Regions from separate parts of the Homo sapiens genome. Here region 1 is linked to region 2. Evidence: read pairs that join two places in POLR2A ChIA-PET (ENCODE). Cell type or tissue: IMR-90. All regions are shown on one strand. Links, peaks and the distances in the headings refer to the core of each region. The heading gives the core; the rest is flanking DNA. Region 1 overlaps LINC02751 (long intergenic non-protein coding RNA 2751). Region 2 has its middle 110 kb from the start of LINC02682.

Region 1 (12,702 bases), core at 2,933-10,932, 110 kb after region 2:
TGGATGCCAGTACACAAAGACTAATCAGAAACTTTTGCGTGGATATGGAACCCCTGGCTATTCAGAAGTGCCTTTGAGGTTGGTATAGTGTATTATTAACTTTTAACAAAAACCTCTTGAGGTAGATAGGGTATATGGTAGTATCATTTTTATTTAACATAGAACAGTGAGATCCAAAGAGGACTAATGTTGCTTGCTGCAACATTGGTCTCATCCATTTGTTCGTACATTCATCTCAAATATTATTGCTTGCCTCACCTAGCATGTTCCAGGCTCTGGGCTTGGTACTTACTATGCTGAAAGAAACAAGATCCGGTACTGAGCCCAGTTGCTCACAGTCTAGTGAAGGAGACAGACACACAAAAGAACATTATAAACCAATTAATTTATTCAACAAATATTTATTAAGATCTTACTCGATGTCTGGTACTGGGAACATAGCAACAAGTAGGTCAAAGTCCATGCTCTCAGTTTTGGGAAACACAGATAATAAATGAGTATATAATATGTTAGGTGGTGATAAGTCCTATGAAGAAATGTCCGGAAGGAAAGGGGACAGAGTGCAGCAGGTGTGGAACTGTGGCATTTTAGATAAGCTAAAGAAGACCTCTCAGATAAGGTGGCATTTGGGAGAGAATTAAATGCACTAAAGGAATAAGTCCCAGGAGTCCAGGGAGGGGGAACATCAAGTGCAAAGATCCCTGAGGGAGGAGTGGGCCTTGTGTGTTGAAGGAACAGCAGGAAAGGAACAGCAGGAAAGGGACTGGAGGGGAATGAATGAAGGAGGAAGAAGGAGCAGATGAAGGCATAGAGGGAGAAGAGGGCCAGGTCATGGAGGATGGAGGTCCAGCAGGCATGGTAAAGACTTTGGATGTTTTTTAAAAAAGATAGGAAGCCACGAAAAGATTCTGTGCAAAGAATTGACTTGACTAAATGATGTTTTGACAGGGTTACCCCATAACTTGCTGTGAATAGACTGTGAAGGTCAAGAGCAGAAGTAGAGCCGTCAGTTTGGAGATTATTGCAAATGGGCCAGGGGACACCTGGTACTGGAGCCGTAGCCAAGGAGGCAATGAGAGATGAGATTAGGGATATTTCTTTAATATATTTGCTGACATTTGGGTATTGGCTGTGAGAAAAGGAGAGGAATACACAAAAACGTGGGTGCACTGAGAAAAGACACTGCCATTGGTCAAGTTTGCTGGGAGATGGTTTCTAAGTCTTTTAAGATTTGGGTGCAGGAGGTTTATTGGGGTGCATTCTCAGAAACAACACCTTTGAAGGAGTGAATGCAGCCTGGAGAGGGAGAAGTTGTGCTGTGATGCGGTCACAACAGAGGCTTAGCTGATCCCACAGGAAGCTTGGGAACTGGGACAACCCTTTCTTATTGTCTCATTTAAGCAAAAGGTCCAGACCTTTGTAGCTCCACATCAACCAGTCATTATAGTGGCACACTGCCCCGGGGATGGGGCATAACCATGGGTGAGTTGGCTTCTTTTTGCTGGGAGCAAGTCCTGGAGAGAGATTCTCCTGTGACTTATTAGCACCCAATACTAGCGCCCAGGGGTTGAGAGCCTGTGTCCTGAAGGGTGCCTGGGTGGCACAGCACACACACTGTCAACTGCAAATGCCCACTCCAGTCTAGGCAGGGAAGAGTCAGGGAGGACTTCCTGGAGGAGACGATACCTAGGCTGGTTTCAAAGCACCCCATGCTACTTTTCTCAGTTATGTGATTTTATTATGAGCAAGAAGGTGCTTAAACACTATCCTAACTCAAATGCCCTAATTATGCTCATTTGTTAAATCTTCAATGAAACTGAACTCTGATGTTAATTGCCTTTTAAACTAAAGCATTTTCAGCTCCCCAAATTATAATAAATCCGTCTGATTTATAGCTATGCCATTATATTTTTTAAAAAAATCTATTGATTCAGAATATATATTTTTAAAATCTATTGATTCAGAGCATACAACTGAGGCAAAATTGATATTCCAATTGTTCAAATTTCTGGCAACCAAATATTCCTCAATAAACAGAATTCTAACATGCTGATATTTTTATTAGCTCTTATTGGCAGGAAATCCCTTCCAAGAGCTAACATAAATCCTGTTTGGTACAATTTGGGACATTTCCTCTAGATTTTTCTGCAGAGGAGTTGGAGAATGGCTGGCAGCCGGATCTATACCATAGGCTATTCCTGCACTTAAAGCCTGTTTATGAGGATGATTCTCATCGTTTTGAGAGAAAAATGTTAGAGATAGAGACTGGCAACTGGAAGAATATATTATAAAATGTATGCCCCATGAATGAGCAGGCATGTATATGTGTGTGGCTACATATTTGCATCTGTAAGTATGTATAGTGCTATGTGTATATATGCACACATATATGTAGGCAAGTGTGATGGGTATTAGGAGAATGTGTATATGAATATTTTTGTTTGTGTTTGTGTGAGAATCTTCATGTGTAGGGCTATGTTTATAATGTATGTATGTCTGGGCAAGTGATTCAAGTGTGTGTATATATTTAGGTTTGTGCATGTGTGTGCATGAGAATAAACACATGTGGGCAGGTCAACAGTTGTTCCCAGCCACATGAAGTAATCAGATCTCATGGTTCCATGGCAAGAATATAAATGCCAAGGTCAGGTTTCTTGCCTGCATCAACTTTACTCTAGTGATCTTGCTCCAAACATTTTCCTTAGGGGCCTCTCTAGTTCCTCTCTCTCTTCCCACCAGGGGTGCAGGCCCAGAGGGGCCTCAGACAGCTTCCCGGCCTTTGGAGCTGTGCTCTGATGTCTGCCCCAGGAGCCTTAGCTGTGGCAGTCTTGTCATGTTGGACTCTGCTGTCACTGCCAAAGTGACAATCGATTATCAGAACCGGAGCTGCCCAGAAACCCAACTTCTGTGCGGGGCCCTTTGATCTGCCCAGGCTTGGAATGGAGCAGAGTCTGGCACAGGTGGCTTTGATGGGGCCAGACCAATGAAGGGGCTGTAGGCTGGTCCCACCCAGTCCCCGCAGCCTTTGATGCCCACCTGCCCTGCAAGGTTCAGGCTACAGAAGCAGGCTAGTTGGAGTAGGAGCCAGCCGCACTACACTCTGCTCCTCAGCTTTGGTGGAAAATCACCATCTGGGTGTTTGGCCTGGTGATGCTTGGATCTCAGGGCTGCAGAAGCCAATTCTTAGAAACATTGTTCTTGCAACCACCCATCTATCAATTCAGCTAGTATTTATGGAAAACTTACAGAGTCAGCAGAGCAAAGTTATTACATGCACAGTCTTTCGAGTCAGAATGCTTGGATTAAATTTGGCCACTTATTAGTTGTTCCAACTTGGGCGAGTTAAATAACTTGCATGTGTCCCTCTGTGTCTCCATTTTCTCATCTGTTATGAGGTTGTTATGAAGACCAAATTAGATAGTGCAAATAAGGCACCTGATACCTATTAAGACTTCACAAATGTTATATATTATTATTGCAGGGGCCTGCATGTTTGAGTGGAGAAGTCTTATCCGTTCTGAAGCCCTATGACTTGGGTTCAAATCCCAGCTCCAGGTCCTGGCCCCATCATTTTCCAGTTAACTTATCTCATGGGGTTATTATGAGGAGTAAATGAGCAAATATATATAAAGTGCTTAGAATAGTGTCTGGCACCGAATAAGTGCTTCATAGAAGTTAGTTTTTAATAATGATAATGACTTGAAACAAGGCCAGCCTGGGCCAGAGGGTATGAAGTTCTTTGACTATCTCTGGAATAAACCTTCAATCTTCAATTTATTTACTTATTTTTCTGAAAGATCAGATCTACTCCTATAATTTTGACTGCTATTCTCTGACTCCCAAATTCCAAATTCAATCATGTAACTTTCGTGCTTAAATTCCTCTAGTGGATTCCACTTTCCAGAGAATATTCCAAACCACTTAACATAGCATTTGAGACTCTCTGCCATCTGTCCTTTGCTGATCTCCTCAGCATTGTAACTCATAACCCTTCCTGTTCCTACTTCCCACATCCACTGCCAAGCATACTGAGAATGCAGGCTCCATGTACCTTTATGTGCTTGTGCCCTCTACCTAGAATGCCCTTTCCTCCATTGTCTGGCTGTGAACTCCTTCTGTTCCTTCAAGACTCAGATCTCAGGTCCTTCCCATATAAAGCATAAAGCCTTTTTTTAAAAAACTATTCCCTGAACAGTAGAGTTAGGCATCACTTCTTTTATGCTTCTGTCTTAGACTCAGGACATGCCTTGGCTTCTGTGACATGGCAGGACACTTGCTGGTCCACTTTCCTTATAGACTATGAGCTTCCAGAGTGGGATCCTGAACCATCCGACTCAATCAACAGCATTAAGCACAGTGCTTGGCACCTGATAAACACTCCATAATCATCTGCTGAGCAGATTAACTCAATCTATCTCTCCCACTTCTCAGGTCCGCTGACCTCCTGGACAGCTTCCCCTTGGAATCTCATGGCTCCTCAAGTTCAGCTGATACATGCCATTTCAATATCACTCTCCCTCATGCTGTTCCTTCTTAATTCAATGAATGCCACCGTCCATCCATCCAATCTCCAGATATGGAAACTGGAGGGTCATTGTTGAAGTCCTTGCTCATAGTCATTACATACCCATCCCAAGCCATTTTGATGTCTTGGGACACCAAAAGCCCCAGGACATTTTTATTTGACCCCTTAAATGTTTCTTCTGTTTTTCCTTCTTCTCCATTTGCATCCCCACTTCCACTCTGGATGATGCCTATGGAAATCTTCTCACATTCCTCCAGGACTTGAAAAGTTTCCCGTAATTTCCAGGATACCATCCAAACTCCTTGGCGGCACTTGTAGGGTCCTCCAGGATCTTACCCCAGCTTTACTCTCCACAGTTACATCTCCTCATTGCATCCAGTGCTCTTGTTATGCCTGAAAACTCATCCTTCTCAAATATGCCAACCTTTACCCACCACTAGCTCACCGGACAGTTGTTCCCTGGACTCCTTGGAATGCCGTTCTCCCACTTCCTCCCCTAGAATATGCTTCCTCTCCCTAGAAACTCAGCAAAAATGCCACCTCAGGACACCTTTCCAGATTCTTCTTCTATATCCTCCCTCCTTCTCCTGCTATGGCCATGCTGAGACCACTGTTCCCTCCTGGGTGCTCTCACAGCTCTTAATGATCAGCTGACCATGCTGTATTGTATCTACTTATTTTAAAGAATGTGTTTATCCCCTGTCTAGACTATGAGCCCTTTGAGAACAATTGTGTGAACTTCAGTTAATAATACTGTCTGACTCTCAGGTTCTTAATCTATCAAATGGAGATAATGTTAGCCATACCTTCTTGGCAGGGCATTGTAAGGGTGAAATGACACAATGTGTGACAAGGGTCTGGGCTCATAAAAGGCACTCAGTAAACAAGCATATCTGTATGATCTTGCTGGCAGGAACAATGCCTGTCGTGAGAGAGTTCCAGAGATGAGAGCCCAGAGAGTACCCAATCACCCCAGCTGACTTTTCAGCAGCTTAATGGTGCTTTCAAGTAGACTTAGTGAAATGGCTCTATCAATTTCTTCAACTCTCTACAACTGAGTGACTTTGCACTCATTATCTTGCCTCTTTGTATCTCAGCTTCCTTGTTTGAAATATGGAGATAGTAATACTATACTTACCTCACAAGGAAGTTTGTTATGAGAATTAAATAAGATGCATATAGGTATTTGTGTTAGCTATTGTTATTATTATTAATGAGTGAACATCATGGAGCAGATGGATCTATGCTTGAATAATGCTTCATAAATAAATTATTAGCATCTTAAAGGGGCTAAAGATACAGGTATTTGAAGAGATGGAAACTGAGAGATTCAAAGCCAGTGGCAGCAATGGCTGCAAGGAGCTATAAAGGTAAGCATGAAATCCCAGCTCAGAATGGAGAATTCCTACTCTGCTTGCAGGCTTGAAAAGAGAGGGATGAAATATGCAGCCATCAAATAGCTCAAACCTAGAGAAGGTTAGGAAGACTGTTTTAGTAATGGTAAAATGGTGCTACCTCCCTCCCTAATCCTGAAATTAGGGGTCAGACCTCACTTCCACTTTCCATTCCTAACACCTCCCCCACCACAACACCCTGTGATGAACAAAGGGCCTCTGGGTGTTGGACCGTGCTCAAAAGCTCTGGCTGATGCTAGTCTTGCCTAGCCCTCACCTCACCCAGCCAGCATCATGGTTAAATTCTGGGCATGGACGTGTCAGTCTGCATGGATCACATTAACAGCTATAAGGCTAAGACCCGGGGTGAGCGGGGGGAGTTACTTAGCCTTTTTAAATTTCTGTTTCCTTGCCTGTAAAGTAGAGATATTATAAGGACCAATCTCATAAGGTTGCTGTGAGGATTACATTATATAATGCATATAAAGATCACTGTTTGGTATATAATAACTGTTCAATAAATGCTAGCTCTTTTGATTAGTTGCCTGCCAGCTACCACACACTTTCTCCTGGTACCAACGAAAAACCTGCTGGTTTGTATGTCAGGATACTTCTCCCCACTTCTTGTTAAGTGGGCCTTAGTGTATATCCTGAAGGCTATATAACTTCCAGCACCTCAATAGACCATGTCTGAAAGAAGAACAATGCCCAGGATCCACTTTCTGGCACCCAAGAGTTCCCAACACAGTCCTCACCTCCAGCTGTATCTTCAATGACCTTCATTCCCACACCTGACACCTCATCCCAACTGGGCTTTTCCCAATGATCCTAGCTAGCCCTGCCCTTTCTTGTCTCTGGGCTCTCCTCACCTCACTTTGCTATTCTCAAATTCCACCTCTTCTATGAAGCCCCTGTTGATTTTTCTTTTTCACTTTTTTTCTTTTTCTTTTTCTTTTTTTTTTTTTTTTTCTGATGGAAACTCGCTCTGTCACCCAGGCTGGAGTGCAATGGTGTGATCTTGGCTCACTGCAACCATCACCTCCTGGTTCAAGCAATTCTCCTGCCTCAGCCTCCCAACTAGCTGGCATTACAGGTGCCCGCCACCACGCCCAGCTAATTTTTGTATTTTTAGTAGAGACGGGGTTTCACCATGTTGGCCAGGCTGCTCTCGAACTCCTGACCTCAGATGATCCACCCACCTCGGCCTCCCAAAGTGATAGGATTACAGGTATGAGCCACCATGCCCGGCCCCCCTGCTGATTTTCTAATGAGAGGGAACCATTCTTTCCTTGGTCTCTTCCCACTTCACCTTTCAATGTGTATCTCATTCCTACATCTTACCCTGGCCATCCACACTTACTGAATGCAAGGTTCCTCTGGGAAAATGTTTCAGCTTACTCATTGCTATATCCCTGACATAGGTCCCAGCACATAGTAGGTTTTGACATATGACATTTTCCTTTTCATTATATACCCATCAAAAAGAATTTGTGAGTTGCCCACTTCCCCCAAATTTCTCTGTTTTGAGAAAGATAAAGCTGTAGGAGATAGCAACAACCACTTAGCCAATGGTGGTACCTGGAAGTATGGTCTCTCCCCAAGCAGAGCCTGAGAGAAGGACTTAGTTATAAGGAGATAATCCCAGTAAGCAGAGATTGGGGAGGAAAAGTCAATATAAAGGTGTATTATTGAGGTTGCTGCTTTGGGCCTCAGGGGCTATATTCTGCTGCAGCCTTCTGAGTGGTGTCTAGACCACATCCCAGGATGACTCATCTGAGGGACAGGAGGCTGGATGATTTACCTCTCAGTTCCCATACCCCCTCAGTTTAGGTTTGCTCACTTGAGGTCAATAGTTCGTCTGCGTTTCCAGGCTCTGCATATGTAAAGACCAAGTGGCTTCTCACAGAGCTGATGAGGGCCCTAGGTCCTCATGAAAGTGAATAGATGTGAAGCCCATGGTTGAGGTGGGGCCTGGCCGGTGTGAGGTAAGTCTGAGCTTGCATGGTAGTATCCACTGAAGCTGTTGCTAAACTCAGAGGTGAGCTCAGAGGAGGTGATGTAGAGCCCTGTCTTAGGTCAAGATTCCTGGAAACAGACTCTAGGTGAAAGTGCATTGGTTTATTGGGCAGCGTTGTGAAGAATAACTCAGAGGATAAGGAAGGCAGAGTTGGACAGAGGCAGAAATGAAATGGTAATGCACTTGCAACAGGGGATGTGCCAATTCCAGAAGGATCCCTGGAGCTGGGATGGTCCTTCAGAGATGTTCCCAGGCAAGACAGGGTGCCTTCACTTTGGTACCCTCAAACCAACCAGTCATTGAATGTGTCTTGCCCTAGGGAGGGGGCATAAACTAGATTTTCCCTTCTACAAACAGCAAGTCCAAGGAAAGAGGCTCAGCAGAAGCCATCAGCATGTGACACACTCAGCAGCTGGAGAAATAAGAGCTTTAGTCATGAAGCAGGGACCCAGTTGGTGCCTACAGAATCCACCGCAGACACAAAAGGCGTCTCCAGACTCAATACAGGAGGCTTGGTTGAATAAACTCATTGGGGATTTTTAAATAACTGTTATCATCTCTCTCTTCTTCCACCCATTCTAGATTTCCCTCACCCTTGGTAAACACTTCAGGTTGTTTGCCCTGAGTGATCTAGACTGAGTGATTTTGGAGATCTAGACTTTCATCTCAGAGGAGTCTGAGTCTTAGTAGTCTTGCTCTGGTGAGGTCTTGAATGCTGACATTATTGATTCACGATTTCCACCGGTTGTAGAAGAACCAAAAGACTCCCTTTGAACTTTCTGAGTTCTGGCCACATTCCTCTTTGCCCTCACTTTATAGCAGTAACCTAAGTGCCTCCAGCAGGTCCAATTCCTTTACCTCCTGCTCTACCTGAGGAGGAGCCCAAAGTGACCTGGTGGGAATCATAGTTTCAACTTTAGTGGAATACTTATTGTGTCCCCTGGTGAAAATGCTCTTTCCCTGGGAAACAGAACTATTAATCCAGCAGAAATTAAGGTTGTGGGAATGGGAAACACAAATTCTGCAGGTGGGTCATGAGAGTGAGAGAGGACAATTCTACTTTCACATTTGGTTCCTGGACTACTGGAGCCAATAGTGGGCTCAGTCATCGCCCTAAAAGATATCAAGTTTTCATCTCTGGAATCAGAAAATGTAATGTTATATGGAAAAAGTATCTTTGTAGATATGGATTAAGTTAAGGATTTTGAGATGGAGAGATTACCCTGGATTATCTAGTGGGTTCTAAATGTAATCAAAGCATCCTTAGAGAGGCAGCAAGAGCAGAGATGCAGACAGAAGAGAAGGCAAAGAGAAGCTTGTGGCAAACGTTGGAAAGATGTGGCCACAAACCAAGAAATGCTGGCAGGAACCAGGAAGGTGAGAGAGGCAGGAAATGGATTTGCTTCTAGAGCTTCTGGAAGAGGTGTGGTCCTGCCCACACCTTGACTTTGATTCAGTGATACTGATTTCAGACTTCTGGCCTCCAGAACTGTGAGAGAATAAATTCTAAGTCACCAAGTTTATGGCAAATTTTCACAGCAGCTGCGGGAAACTAATACAGAAACACAGTACAATATATCGCTGTTTGATTTATGCTTATATCACATACTGGAAAACAACAACCTTGCCCCTCAGGGTTTTGCTCCAAACTGTTGCCTAGCTGAGTGTTTAATGGGATGTTCCATTATTCTGGTAGACCTGTATTCACTGATTCATCACCAATATTTATGAGAAAATACATCTTTATAGACATTTTGGCAACAACATTTCTGAGCCTACCAGATCTGAGGCTATGAGGACTCATATGAATTTATATAAGATGCCTCTCCCCCAAGGTTCAGAATGACCTTGCTAGGCTACAGGTAGACAAAGGGCAAATGAGACCTTGGGCCAGAATCTATTTTCTACTTGGTTCACTTTCTCTGTAGAATGCTCAGATCAAGTGGGTTTCTGATTTTTTAGCTATAGAAACATGCCTGATGATAGCTGTTTCAGTTTTAGAAGTTTACACTTTGCATATGTTCTATTTTAAACTCAGATACCATGCTGAATTAAGAAGTAAAACGTCTGAACCTCAGCAAGACCCTTTGTTTTCAATTTTCCTTTCTTCCCTACCACCCATCCCCCACCCCCCAACCCCCACCATGTGGAAGGATCTTTATAGCTTAAACCTTCCTCTGCAAAGCAAAATGAGTCCATTCATTCTACCAGCTGACAGAGCCTGGGCCTGTCTTCCTCTGTAGCACAGAGCGCATGTCCTCCTTGGCAAGGAGAGAAAGAAAGGATATTGAATACTTTTATTCCCCGTCTGTTTGATAAAAAAGCATGTTTGTTTTTGTTCATAGATTTAAAGCCCAAAATGGGCCAGTACTGTAAATAAAACATGCAATCTCATTTGAAAAATTTATTACAAGGAATTTTGTTTATGATTTTATGTTCTCCAGTAATAATTAATTGGAGGTCTTCTGTGGTCCCTGCAGACCAACAATCATTCAGACTGTACAGAAAGGCGATCCAACACAGCCTCTCCTGTCTCTAATCCGTGGCCCAAGGAACCGTCTCTGGTTTTGCTACCACTTTAGCCTACATCGAGGAAGTTAAATCCATAATATGACTTGCCTACTACAGTTTTTGGGGCATGTTCACTGTCTGTGTGTGACGCTGATGTCAGAACACCCTCTTGGGAATCCCTCAGGTCAGGAAACTCTACCTTTAAACTGTACTGACAGTTTGGATTATGGCTCACCTGACTTCTCAAGTGCTGAGAATGGAAGGTTGTTGAAACTGTTTGATCTAACAAAGGAAACGCTCTTATATACACACATCCCTACCCACACAAATACAGTTGCCCCTCAAACAGAGTTGGGAGTGCTGACCCCCATACAGTAAAAAATCTGTGTATAACTTTTGATTCCCCAAAACCTTAATACTAATAGTCTACTGTTGACTGGAAGCCTTACTGATAAATAGTTGATTAAGACGTATTTTGTATGTTAAACTCTGTTCTTACAATAAGGTAAGCTAGAGAAAAAGAAATGTCTTTAAGAAGATCATAAGGAAGAGAAAATCTATTTACTATTAATTAACTGGAAGTGGGTCATCATAAAAGTCTTAATCCTTGTCATCTTCATGTTGAGAAGGCTGAAGAGGAGGAGGAAGAGAAGGAATTGGTCTTGCTCTCTCAGGGTGGCAGAGGTGGAAGAAAATCCACCTATCAGAGGACCTGGGCAGTTCAAACCCATGTTGTTCAAGGGTGAACTATAATGATAAAAATAGTTCCATTCATACAAATGATAATAACCAATGTTTATTGAGTATTTTTGATGTGTTGGACACTGTACTAAGAGCTTTTCATATGAATTATCTCAGTCCTTACAACAGCTGTTTCAGTCAGTACAGGCTGGGTTAGGCTGTGTTAACAAACAATTTCAACATATCAGGGGTTTACAATGACAAGACTAATTTCTCTCTTCTGTTCCCTGTTCATGGTGGATTGGTGGGGTCTCTGTTCCAGATTCTCAATCTGGGACTCAGGCAGCCAATACCTGGAACATGGATGGCCTTAGTGGCAGGGGAAAGGAAAGTCCTAGAAGATCTCACATCAGCAGGTAAGTGGCACAGATCACTTCTGCTCACAACTTTTTGGCCAGAAATAATCGCATGACCCTTCCTGCTCACAAAGGGGTCACCCTCTCCTTAACATAGTAGGTATAACCCTAGTATGTTATAAACCTTATAAAGTAGGTACTTTTAAAAACATTGCTAATAGATTTACAGATGAGGAAACTGAGGAACAGAGAGGCTATGTAACTTGCCCTAGACCATGCATCTAGTAAGTGGTGGAGCCAAGATTGAGACTCAGGCAGTTTGATATTTTCCTGCCATGTGCACTCACATATGTGCATTCATATATACACACATTTAAACACATGCACTCACATGCGCACTCATATCCCAGGGTACTGTGTAAGTGGCCAGATGCTGTTGGGTCAATGCATTCTGTATACGCATCCAGGAGTGAAAATAGAGTGGTGAGTGTGAGCCAAAGTCCCTAGAGAGAACCAAAGGTCAAACAGGGAAACTATGTTTAGCCACTAAATCCAAAAGGCAGGATCAAGGCCAAGAAGGAAAAAAACAAAAAAAAAACAACAACTAAAAACCAAGGGTCAAGAACAGGACAAACTGAAAGGGGAATATGGTTGGCAGCAAAGAGAAGCTGGTCAATGCTGGACGCTGACCACAAAGAAGCCTTTGTGTTGCTGTAGCGTGGGTGGGCTTGGCTGAAAGGTCCAAGGAGGAAGCAGTGCATGACACATTCTCCCAAGGCTGCCTCTGCCAATCCACATTTTCACTGGGGTGTGCATCCTTCCCAACATGCGGGAGGTGGGAAAGAGCTCAAAGATGGAGTTAGAATCTTCTTTGGGAATCAGACTTGGCAGTGTTGTTGCTCAAAGAGGTTCTCTTTGGCCTTGCCCCTTCATGTGAAACTGGCCTGACCCCTTTTCATAATGGATTTAGAGGCAGAAGCATCACTATGCCATGATTTCCTTTCTTTCTGATTCTAACTCCTTGATCTCTTATTATTGATGCTAGTCCAATAATTTTTTGAGCTGTGTCTGGCAGGGTTTTTCCTGTCTAAGAATGATTGAAAGAATTTAATGAAGGGACTGTTTACAAAGGAGTGAGCAGGATTGAGGCAACTCACAAGAGATGATGAGCACCCTGAGGCTGGCAGCTGTGGGATCCTGCCACTACCCCTAGGTCTG
Region 2 (12,702 bases), core at 1,977-9,976:
TCTTGGCCCTTACTTAGCACTTTGCCGACCTTCACCTTCTGGGTTTCTTGCTGCTATACCCCAGCCTAGACCGACTTCTTTTGCCTTTGACTTGTCCTCCTTGCTCTCTCTTCATGAAAACTCACCCATTCCTTAGAATTTTGCTCTTTGTTTGGGCTAATCTGATAAGTGAATCTGTGCAATTCATAAAGAAATGGGTGTTATTGGTATTAAGCCAAGTCCTCTTATAGGGTTCTACTCAGAGGTAACCCTTGGGACTTTTAGTCATTCTGACAACCAAAATAAACTTGGGTGGAGTAAAGAGTGCCAAACTAACCATGACAAGAGCAGGGTTTTGTACCAGCTCAATTACTGCTTTTATGACTATGAGCAAGCCATTGAAACTCTTCAGATATCAGGTTGCTAATCTGTAATATAGGGTTGGGAATCCTAAGTGCATAGAGTTGCTATGAGTAACAGACGACTTGATTATACATGTGAAAGTATCCTAAAAACCCTAAAAGTCTGCATAAATATGGGATTCCATTATTATTATAAATAATTACATTTCTGAATTCATATCATTGTGACAGTTGCTACAAGGCCATTGTGAAAAAGAGAAAGACAATAAAGTGATGTTTCACTTGATTGTTTCAAGTGCATCTTTGAAGGGCAACCTTGTTATCTGGTATTTTGGCAGACTTCGAGCAATATTACCATGGACAAGACAGAGATGGCTTTCTGCAAGGCCTTTAGTCAAGGGTGGGATAGATCATAGTATAGTTACACTGGTTCCTGGCTATTTGAAAAGTTTTACCCAAGTAGTAAATGAAACTAATATTAAAGCACACTCTTTATGTGACACACATTTTTTTCTAAGCCCTATCTTAAAATTATTTAATCCTCAAACAATCCTGAGAAGAAGACAGGAAAAATCACCACATGAGAAAAGGGAGACTTGTATAAGCCAATTTGCATCTTCTCTCCAGTGCTCTTTCTAGCATGTTAGGAGTCACTTGTATTAGCTTGGAAGCTGGTCCCTTCAGTGGTGAGTCTCATGAGACATCTTAGGCTTGTTCAGTTCATGAGCATCATGTTCACAGATGACACAAAGCTCAGAGTAATTGCTGAAATTTAGATGGTAGGATCGGGGTCAAAATAATATTGGAGAGCTAGAATAATTGATGCAATATACAAGATTCAATGTAACAAATGAATGTAAAATCTTTTATTTAGCTTTGGAAAAGCCAATTGTCTAATTTTAAGATTGTAAAAAGCTTGTTTGTGTATGTGCATGTGTGTGTTGGGGGATGGGGTCCTATGCATTTTTGATAAGTAAAAAAGTCAGAGGAAATCAATAGTGTTGTGATTGCTAAAAAAGCTGAAAGGTTATATTTATAGAAGTATATTGCTCAGATCTAAGGAGGTAATGCTTTGTTATCTGTATTGAGTAAGCTCATACTAGCTGTATTAAAAGCAGATCTAAACCACTGCTAAATACTGCTGATAGGCTAGAGATCATTTAGTGTTTGACAGCATCTTTGCTTAAGCAAAAATTGCTCCCCTCCCTCTTAGCATCCAAAGACTGAGAATTCCATGATGTCTTACCCTAACTAGGGTTAAGCCTATTATAAGAGGGAGTGTGGGTCCTAAGGTTACAGCAGGCAAACATTGTGGCCATCAGGAGGGGCTGGGAAGACAACAGGAGAAGCTGTGTCCAGTGGACAAATTTAAGGGCCTGGAAGGTGAATACCAGAGTTAGTATTTGAGTAAACACCAAGGTCAAAAACTAGCAGGCACTAAAGAGGTGACAGAAAACAAGTATTTGATGAGGACATCAGGGTAGACCAATTAGATTTCTGCAGAATATGTTTTGCTAACATAACAGTTTTTCCCCCCTCTCTTCCTGTAGTAGAACTTTCCATCCAGATCCAAAATTCTAGTACTAATCTGTAAATAGTAGATATAAAAAGGGAAGAGTGATTTAGAGCAAGGATTGAAGAAAGGAGTCCTTGTAAGTGGAATTGGTTTCATATGGCATTCTAATGACACAGGAAAATGTGTTCTCGCCCCATTGACTTGCATACCAGTAAGAGTCTTGCCTTTGATTAACTGAAGCTAATCTGGGTGCAGGGAGGTGGTGGACAGTGAATAAAGTCATCTCTTCTCTTCCTCCAAGACACACCAGTGTCAACATGGGAACAGCAATGCCATAATCTTCTTCCCAACTCACAACTTTCAAATAGTAGTTAAGCTGACTAATTCAAACTCAAAAAAAAAAAAAAAGGAAAAAAGAATGTTAAGAGAAGGAAAGCTTGCCAGAATCTTTTTAGTCTGCATTTGAATTTTTTTCTTTCAAGTGTTGAATGAAATACTAACTCTGAAACTCTTCTTAGAATCTAAACAATTACGCAGCATCTTCATGGCTTTATTGTTGTCTACTTACAAGAACTTAGAGTCAAAAGTTCTAACAAGTGACTCTTGTTTTACTTTTGATTTTCCAGCTGTTGGCAGGATCAGGATCAATAATTGGATGCCTACTTAGAAGACAAGGTGGCAATTACTCTGGTTTTCTACTTCACAATCACCCATGCCTCCTTTTAAAGACTAGGAGACCATTCTGTAGGTTGCCTGTTCAGTCTGATGATAGTTTCTTTCACCGTGCAGAAGCTCTTTAGTTTAATTAGATCCCATTTGTCAATTTTAGCTTTTGTTGCCATTGCTTTTGGTGTTCTAGTCGTGAAGTCTTTGCCGATGCCTATGTCCTGAATGGTATTGTCTAGGTTTTCTTCTAGCGTTTTTAAGGTTTTAGGTCTTATGTTTAAGTCTTTAATCCAACTTGAGTGGTGATCATTAAAAAGTCAGGAAACAACAGATGCTGGAGTGGATGTGGAGAAATAGAAACATTTTTACACTTTTGGTTAGAGTATAAATTAGCTTAACCATTGTGGAAGACAGTGTGGCGATTCCTCAAGGATCTAGAACTAGAAATACCATTTGACCCAGCAATCTCATTATTGGGTAAATTCCCAAAGATTATAAATCATTCTACTATAAAGGCACATGCACACGTATGTTTATTGCAGCACTGTTCACAATAGCAAAGACTTGGAACCAACCCAAATGCCCATCAATAATAGACTGGATAAAGAAAATGTGGCACATATACACCATGGAATACTATGCAGCCATTAAAAAGGATGAGTTCATGTCCTTTGCAGGAACATGGATAAAGCTGGAAACCATCATTCTCAGCAAACTAACACAAGAACAGAAAACCAAACACTGCATGTTCTCACTCATAAGTGGGAGTTGAACAATGAGAACACATGGACACAGGGAGGAGAACATCACACACTGGGGCCTGTTGGGGGGTGGGGGACAGGGGGAGTGATAGCATTAGGAGAAATACCTAATGTAGATGACGTGTTGATGGGTGCAGCAAACCACCACGGCACATGTATGTAACAAATCTGCATGTTCTGCACATGTATCCTAGAACTTAAAGTATAATAAATAATAATAATAATAAAAGACTAGGAGACCACCTTATGGCCTGTGATGATGTCTGAGATACACCTAGGCAGAGAATCAGAGATTCTTAGAATTACTGATTCAGAGTACCTTGTAGTTTCAGTACTATAAAGTTCTGGAATCTCAGATCGGGAAGAGGCATTAAAGGTCATCCAGCATCCAGACCCAGCCCCTGGCATAAAAAAAAGATTATAGCAGAAAAGAGAGGGACAAGGAGTCTAGCCAAATTGCAGTAGCTCCACCAAGAGGGGTTTAATCCATTTCACTTAAATTTAATTTACAACTGCTTTGGATTGGTAACTTTGTTGGTAAGGAAAGCCTAAAATATGACTTAGTCTTTGATTCCAAATATCAAGTTTCTTCATCCCACAGAGTAGTGGGTTTATTTTTTGTTGTAATTGAGCTTTGTTTTAACGGCTAAATCAAAACATAGCACATTTTCTTTCATTCTTTTTTTTGACATCAGCTGAGACTTCAAAACACTTACTATAGATTTTAATAGTGAAAAGAAGCCTTCAGCAAGGTAGAGTACTTAGCAAGGGCATTGGAAGCGACATGCCATATAAAAGAGCATGTCTGGTTTGGCCAAAATCCTGCCTTTGTCTCCAGAGCTATTTTGCTGTAAATTTAGAACAGAAGTACCCTTTCTGGAATAAAAATGTAGCTTTGTTGGCTACAAGTGCATGTTTGCTGCTTCACAATTTTAGAATTAGACGATGGACTTATTTAGTAGACATCGGAGGGTAAAAAGCAAAAGGCCATAATTTAAAACATTCCACTCTACCACAGTCCAAGAAAAACACGGACCGGTGAACAAAACCAGCAGTATTGTAATAAGAAAACAACTAGGTGCATTTTTTCCAAAACCTAAAAACCAGGAATCTAAATGTATGAGTTACTGGCTAAAAATTCCATTTTCATGTCTCAGTTTTGAGCTGGAAAAACAACCTAGACCTGATAAACATCATTTTAAAAAATACACACGTTCTCCCACAGCCTGAGGTGTGGACAGCAGACCAGCATCCATCTTTATATACTCAAGGGCACTTTCCATTGCCTGGAGGAATCCTGTGCTAAAAGGATTTTACTTTGCAAAGATTCATAGACTTCCCACTCAGGCCTGTGGTGATTTCTGAGGCTCCCTCCCCACAAGTTATTTGGCAATGCTGTTAAGGTGTCTTATTTTTCCCCTAAACACTCTGAATATCTGTTCGAAGTCAGCAGAATTTTCCAGGGCAAATGATGTGGTAACTCTTGGAAATGCAGGTGGGCTCACTCAGGCCAAGAGGCAGGAGGGACTGGCTCTTCTTCAGGAAGAGAGCTGAGGATGATGTACAGGCCCCTGTTCTAAGAAAATTATAAAGTGTGAGTCAATCAACCAGTAGCACCCACGGTGTAACTATTTGAGTGTGTGGGCCTGCACCTGTGTGTGTGTACGTGTGTGTGTGTGTGTGAGACAGATACCAGGAATAAATTCCTGAAGGTGGCTGAAAGTGACTTGGAAACTACTGACAACAAATATGAAAGTCCACTGGCATAAAGCAGTCTACCTGAGAGCTAAAGCTTTGGTTACATAACTGGTCTCAGAGTTTTAGATGTGGCTACACTCAGCAAAGGCTGAGGAGCTGTGGTTCTATTATAACATAAGGTCTGCTAAAGAAAAATGTCAAGGAAGAGAAACTTTTGTGAGGAAGGAGGAAGAAGACAAGAACTTTCTGAAGAGACATTTCCAAAGGAAGTAGAACTGTTGCTCATCATTTTACTCATGTGGTTGTCCACTTACCTGTGGGTACCAGGATCAGGTAGCATCACACAGGTAGCAGGTGTGACTTCTGAGCGAGCATGTCTACTGTTTGAGTACATGAATTCACACAGCCCCCAGAAGGGTTGGCATGGCTAGTTTGAGCCCATTGATGTAAACATTGGGATATCACGGCAATAATAATTATATTATCTTCCCTCCCCCCTGGAAAGAAACTTGCTTATCAAGAGTTTTCACATAAGAAGGGAAGAAAGGGATTTAGATGTGTGGGAATAATGAAAGTGAAAGGACTCATGTGGCAACTTATTGTTAGGCTCCATTTAAACATAGGATGTCTCATCTAATTCTTGCTTCACTCAGGGAGTGACTTGGGGTTACTTCTCTTTTCTGGAAACTTGTTTCATTTTATATTCTGTGGAAAGCAAAACTGAACAGTCTTAATCACTTGCCAGTTAAATAAGAGAGGGTTTACTACCTTTAACTAGTTGTTATGGTGAGAATGCTGTCCATGTCAGTGGTGGCTAAGTTCTCAGGTAGCCGGTTGGTTTTTCTGGCCTCCAGAGAATTCCTTTTCTGTCTCCACTGCCTACATGTCTGAAGTCTGGCCCTCTGGAATGCAGCCAGCAGAGAACCACAGACTGAGGCGCTGCCTCTAAGATGCACACAAAGCCCTGTGCCTCCTGCTTCCTCCTCTGGCAACCTCTACCATTTTCTTCATGACTCAGCCATGGTTTCTTCAGAATTGCATGTGGCGTGCAGAATGACTTTTGTTCCTTCACTACCCACTGTCTGTTTCTGGTGGGGACTAAACTCACTGCTTTGACTGTCTACATGGGAGAAAAGGGAAGGAAGTCCATCATTAGCTGGAATTTAGGCAGCTGATACAGTTTTGGGCTACATACTGGTGGTCCTCAGCAAGATATTTGTGAGATGTAGTGGCGTGGAAGTAGCATGTTGCATCAAGATGTCATCCTTATATCTTTTGTTGGAAGACCAACCACATACATGTCTCTGTCTAAGGACCAACATACCAGGGTATAAGGTGGGAGGCATACCTTCCTGGATTTTAAAAAAGATGTATATAAAAATTTGAATATGTGTTTGTCTATCCTAAGGACATGAAACTGACATGTTAGACTACTGCATACAGCACCTTAATAGTCTTCTACAAAGTTGTAAAAGGCTTGGCCGCTCGCACAAAGATTTTTTTAAACCTGGAGATGAGAAAAGGGGCACGCATTCAGGCTGTACATTAAAAAATGATCATATCTGGCTGACAAGCCACGTTTTGCTCAGTGACACAGCATCATCCTACCTCTAGACCTGTCTTCTGTGACAAGAGCCATTTACCACTCATCTAGGCCCTAGGGTGAGATATCTAACCTTCCTCAAATCCTCCTCTCCTAAAAAAAAGTGGGGATCCCTCTCCCACGTGCAAAAGTGTTCCTGTTTACTGTATGAGGACCCAGCTCTTTGAAAGATAACTGATAACTAGTGAGCCTTTCCATTGCCTGATTTGTTTAGACTTCAGTATAACAACTTCTATCACATTTTTACCGGAGAGCTACTCAAACAGTAGTAAGGCAGAACAATTCTTTACTTGAGGCAAGTCACCTCTTTCTGAATCTGAGTGAATTGGACTAAGAGCTATTAAACTCTTACATTCTAGGGAGCTCAGAACCTATTCTATAAAGATTATTTATCGAAATGCCTTAATAAACTGACATTATTTTTGCATTTCACTTGTATACCTTTACTATTAAGAAGCAAACTGTAGGGCAGTCTCAGTAAAAAGCATTTTACATGCACAATTTCATTTTATTCTTCTATGAAGAGAAGGTATTAATTATCCCTACACCGCATGTTAGGGAACTGATATGGTTTTGATGTTTGTCCCCTCCAAATCTCATGTTGGAGTGTGATTCCCAGTGTTAGAGGTGGGGCCTGGTGGGAGGTGTTTGGATTATGGAGGTGGATCTCTCATGAATAATTTGGTGCTGTCCTCTCAATAAATCAGGGAGTTCTCTCCTTGAGTTCATGTAAGATCTGGTTGCTTAGAAGAGCCTGGCCCCTCCTCCCTCTCTCTTTTGCTCCCTCTCTCTTCCCATGTGACATGCTGACTCCCTGTCAACTTCCATCATGATTGCCAGCTTCCTGAGGCTTCACCAGAAGCAGATGCTGGCACCATGCTTCCTGTACAACCTGCAGAACAAGAAGCCAAAATAAAACCTCTTTTCTTAATAAATCACCTAGTCTTAGGTATTTTTTTATAACAATGGAAAAACTGCCTAGCACAAGAAGTGAGACTCAAAGCAATGAAGTGATTTGTTGTAATTTACACACTTGCTACGTATCTAAACTTACATACTTATTATCTAGCTATTAATAAGTGTATTTGTTCTAACATATTACATAAAAATGGATGAAAGGATGGCAATTAGACTGTTCATTATGACTATATGACCACCATACTGTGATTATTATTGTATTTGTATACCATCTTTTAGACTGTAAACTTCATGAGAACAGGATCAAGCCTGGCTCATCAGTATGTCCTCAATGTCCAATACAAAGCATAATACAAAATAGGCATATAAATGTATGTCAAATTGATCAATGCATAAATATTTTGTCCAATATATAAATAAATTAATTTTATATTTATAATCTTGTTAATAGTTATGCTCATTCATATTTCTAGAGCACTTTAACTTTCAAAGACCTTTCTTTTTCAGTAAAGTTTGCCTTAGGAGGACAAAGTGAAAGTTAAGGACCCGGTTACTGGGAATACACATCAATTTCCCAACCCTGAAATAAGACGATTAATTGTGAAGGAGACAAGCCTCACAAAACTGCCTCTGCAGACTGTCTTTCTGGACCATATGTTCCAGGTTCTCTGCAACAGACCTGGTTGCTATATCTATTCCATTGTCCCCATAAGGATATTCTTACTTGTCAAACATGTGTCCTGATTTCTCATTTAGAAAATATGGTCACCATATGCATGTTATAAAACTTGAGTCCCTAGACTAACTTCACCCTTCCATACAGGTATTGCCAAATCTCATATCCTGCTAGATTTTCTATGGATGCTTCAAACAAGTGCTGATTGCAGCCCTTTGCATTGATCATGAACAGATACACTAACAAGTCTATTTAAATTATTAACGTAGTTTTCCATAGAAAGATGATTTCAATGACTTATTACAAAAAATGCATTTTTCAAAGCACATTTGAATTATTTATCTAACACAATCAACTTATTTTTATTCAATTTGAGCATTTTCTGATTCTCCTAAATAAAATGTTTGTGATGACTCTAATAGGGATCAATGAAATTAATAAAATCTGATTTGACATTATGTTGGATTTGTTATTTTACACATTTCCCAAATTAGATGAACCAAGTCAAATTGAGGTAGTTGATAAACTTGATTATCTGATTCCATGGATATTCTGGATAAATTTTAGAGACAGAGTATGGTATCAGAACAGACATTATTTCTGAATTAGACTCTGATACCAATTTATTCTGTGACTCTGAGAAAACTACTTCCACTCTCTGGGCCTTAGTTTTCTCCTTTGTACATTAGGTGACTTAGTCTAGGTTGAGTGACTTGCCTAGGTCAGTGGTGCTTTCTCTTTTTCCTGTGGAGTCTGGGAGTCCTTTGGAGGCCTAAGGATCTCCCCTGGCAAACTTTCTCCCTACCCTTACTTCAGTAGATAAGCATTTATCTGTTACTTATACACACCAGACCACTATGTAAAATATTGTTTGGAGAAAACAGGTTCTAGAACTACAATTGTTTTATGGAATTTTTTGGGCAATTTGGATCTAGATTTCCACTTGATTTCTTCATTAAAATACTTCTGTGAGGCATATAGAGTTTACCTGAGCAGAGAAGAGGCCTAGGCATGTATATCAGGGATGAATAGAATCAGAAAATTTTCAGTATAACCTGCTGGAGAGAAGGAGGCAGTGGTTAGGAATATTGTCGGACTGGGGTAGAGAAATGAGGTAATCATCAACGAACTGTTAGACCTTCAAGGGAAGGATCAACATGGTCAAGGTAGTATTTCAACCTGGGGAGGCATCTTTAGTTCTAAGCATCGGTAGGAGGAAAGAAGCGTTGAGTCATTAGTTACTGCACTAAAATGGACTTTAGGCCAGGCACAGTGGCTCATGCCTGTAATTTCAACACTTTGGGAGGCTGAGGCAGGAGGACTGCTTGAGGCCAGGAGTTCGAGACTAGCCTGGGCAATGTAGCAAGACCCTGTCTCTATAAAAATAAAAAGTTAGCCGGGCATGGTGACGTGCATCTGTAGTCCCAGCTACTCGGGAGGCTGATGCAGGAGGATAACTTTAGCCCAGGAGTTTGAGCTCTGATTGCACCATTGCACTCCAGCCTGAGTGACAAAGTGAGATCTTGTCTCTGAAAAAAGGAAAAAAGAAAAAAAAAAAACTTTAAAATTCATCAAATACAAATAGAGTCATATATTGACAGCTGGTCCCCTAGAACATGAGCCAAGCTTTGATATGGCTATGTGTATGCAGAGATTGAATGGATCTAAGTGGGAAAGTTCCAGAAAACTGGAGGGAAAGGAGAGCACTCCATTTCTGGGATGATCAGTTCTTGACTTCTTAAATTGTAGGCAGTGGTGTGTTCCCTCAGGAAATTGTGACCAAGACTGGTAGAATATTTGTTAGGTTTATCCTTGTATCTAAAGGAGTCTAGTATTTGCCTTGTTGCATTCAACCCATTAGTTGGTAGGCCTGGAGGTTATCTGTGGCCCCATGTACTCTCTGAATTGCTGATTTCTCAGTATTCCTGATACATGGATCCATGCAAACCAGATTTCTTATTGCTATACTGGCCACCTGAATAGATTTTCTTTCACAAAAACTCCAGCCTAATTCAAGCTTGGGCTCACCACTTGTACGTGTGAAAAGGGCCTTTGGCTTTCCCCCTTAGACCCTTAGAGCAGGGTCAGTCTTTTTTTTCTTTTCTTTTGTTTTTCTTTCTTTCTTTCTTTCTTTTTTTTTTTTTTTTCATCTCATAGTCTGTACTGCTGAGGTCCTAGCAGGCCTTGGGATAAGTCTGTCCAAGTTATAACCATGAACAGCTCATACTGAGATGCTCATAAAGCAGCACAGTTTTGGCTGGGCTCTTAAAGCTGTGCCCATTCTAGAATTCTTTAAGTCTAGAGAAGGGCTCTTTCACAAGGCAGAACTAGCCACATGGAGTATCACTGAGAATGGAGCTCAGTTGCAGCCTTGACTGGTTGTTCAGGACATCGGTTTAGTGATTCCAGCAGCCTGTCAGCTGCTCTGCCTCCTGAAGGCTGCCATGGCCAGGAGGGAATTTGACTTTCCCTCATTGATTTTCTTTTTAGTTCTTGGCACCACACATTGTGAATCCATGGCACTCTCTCGCTCTCTCTATTAGTATCTCACCAGTCTTGCTCCTGGTTGTGGCTCTTTTCCAGAAACTTTTGATCTTTCTCCAAGGATGAGAATGCATTTCTAGGAATGGAGGGCTACTGCAGAGGAGGATAATTGGCTTCAAAATTTCCCTGTGTCCCCTGGAGAAAGGTTGGTCAGAATTCTAGCACCTTGGGTTTAATGCCACCTCACCTTCCTTTCTGTCCTCTAAGACCCTGTTACCTTGAAATGGGGTTTCACTCACAGAGCCCATGACAAGTTAGTTGATTTCCCCAGAAAGTGCCATAACAAATCTGCCTCCCCAGGAGAGGTGACGTGACCACCTCATTATGTGTTCTGACCTTCAGTGGCACACACCATCCCCAGTCCCACTCCCCAGTCCTGACCTTCTTTTCATCCCTCCATCCTTGTGGTTCTGACAAGACCTGAGTGGGAGAATGTCTGTGCATGCAGTGTCTCTGCACAGAAATTCATTTTGTTCCCCAGAGGGAAATCCTTCAGCATAGGGTTGGTATCCTCTTCCCCGTACTATCTACCACAGCCTGGCTGAGCTCAATACTCAACACACTCTTATGATTAATTGAATGTAACACAAACCTGTGTGCTTGTCCAGCTTACACATCACCGTTTCAAACCTTACTTCATTTGACCTTTCACTATAACCAGGAGAATCAAGAAAGGTTGGCTGAAAGTTGAACTCAGCTGGGATGCTGAGATGGCAGATCTTTCTCTCTGTCTTCGTGTAGTCTAGGACTACTCTCTCCATGTGGCCTCTCCACTTGCTTTCTCCAAGTAGACTTTCCAGCAGGCAGCAAGACTTCTTAAATGGCAACTCAAGGCTACTAAAAGGGCAAATATGGCCAGATATTCTTAAAGCTTAGGCCCAGATTTGGCATAATATAATACTGTACTCTATTGGTTAAAGTGTGTCACAGGCCAACTCAGTTTCATTGTGGGAGGAGACTATATCAGGACATAAATACTGAAAGATGTGATTCATTGAGATCATCTGATCTTTGAACACCACCTACTACAGTTTGTGATCAATTTCTTGGGAACAAGGCTCTCAGTGCTGTGGCTACTCTCATAATTTCCTGGCTGATGAGAATAATGGCCAGGTTATAAAATAAACAACATAAGGTTCTTCATCCTGGGTCATCCAAGAATTTAGAGAGAGGGACCAATACTTCTCAGAAGGATTCTGTTAAATGAAGGTGATGCTCTGGAGTCCTTCAAATGAAGATGAAAATGACACTGGGCCTACCAAATAAGTAGGCCACATTGCCCCTTATACATAGCATATTTAAATGCACAAGTAGAGATGAGTTAGTAGCAGTCTACGGTCTGCCTAGGTCTATTCTTATGGTCCTCCACTTAGTCCCAAAGCAGTGACTAATAGAGGCAGGTGGTATACAAAGAACAGGAACATTTCAGTGATGCAGACCTGTGTTTGGTTCCTTGTATTAACACTTAACAGTTGTGGGGGCTATAGTCTCTGCTTCAGGCTGGCTGTAGTGGTTCATGCATATAATCCCAGTGCTTTGGGAGGCCAAGGCAGGAGGATCACTTGAGGCCAGGAGTTTGAGTACAGCTTAGACAACATAGCAAGACGCCATCTGTACAAAAAAAATAAAATAAAATAATTAGCCAGGTATGGTGGCACGTGCCTATAGTAGTAGCTACTCAGGAGGTTGAGGTGGAAGGATCACTTGAGCCCAGGAGTTTGAGCTTACGGTGACCTATGGTTGTGGCAGTACACTCCAGCTTGGGCAACAGAGCAAGAGCCTTTCTCTAAAAAAAAAATAAAAATAGGCCCTGCTTTAGAATAGGGATTTCATAAACTTTATATATTTTTTGATCATATATTTTTGTGCATTAACATAAAAACAGCAAACGTTTAGAGGGACTACACAATGAGTCAGGTAATGTTCTAGTTGCCAGGAATGTTTTTACTTGATGACTGGAGAGTGTAGGGGGTGAAGGA

The links. Peaks named below come from ENCODE experiments on the same cell type or tissue, not always from the same donor. Only the 100,000 strongest peaks of a DNase experiment are listed, where the experiment ranks them.
Region 1: POLR2A ChIA-PET joins it to region 2 with 10 read pairs; 2 of 35 experiments call an interaction of 5 or more read pairs at or near these places.

Annotation. Positions count from the first base shown.
Region 1 is chr11:15,687,977-15,700,678 of GRCh38, reverse strand. The region is part of intron 4 of LINC02751 (long intergenic non-protein coding RNA 2751); the gene reads right to left. Among named protein-coding and RNA genes, the nearest start is that of LINC02751, 140 kb to the right of the region's middle. In IMR-90, for the core only: no CTCF peak of the experiment used is centred there; a DNase peak (open chromatin) is centred at 7,728.
Region 2 is chr11:15,793,533-15,806,234 of GRCh38, reverse strand. No RefSeq gene overlaps it. Among named protein-coding and RNA genes, the nearest start is that of LINC02682, 110 kb to the left of the region's middle. In IMR-90, for the core only: no CTCF peak of the experiment used is centred there; DNase peaks (open chromatin) are centred at 5,584 and 5,934; H3K4me3 peaks cover 378 bases; H3K27ac peaks cover 629 bases.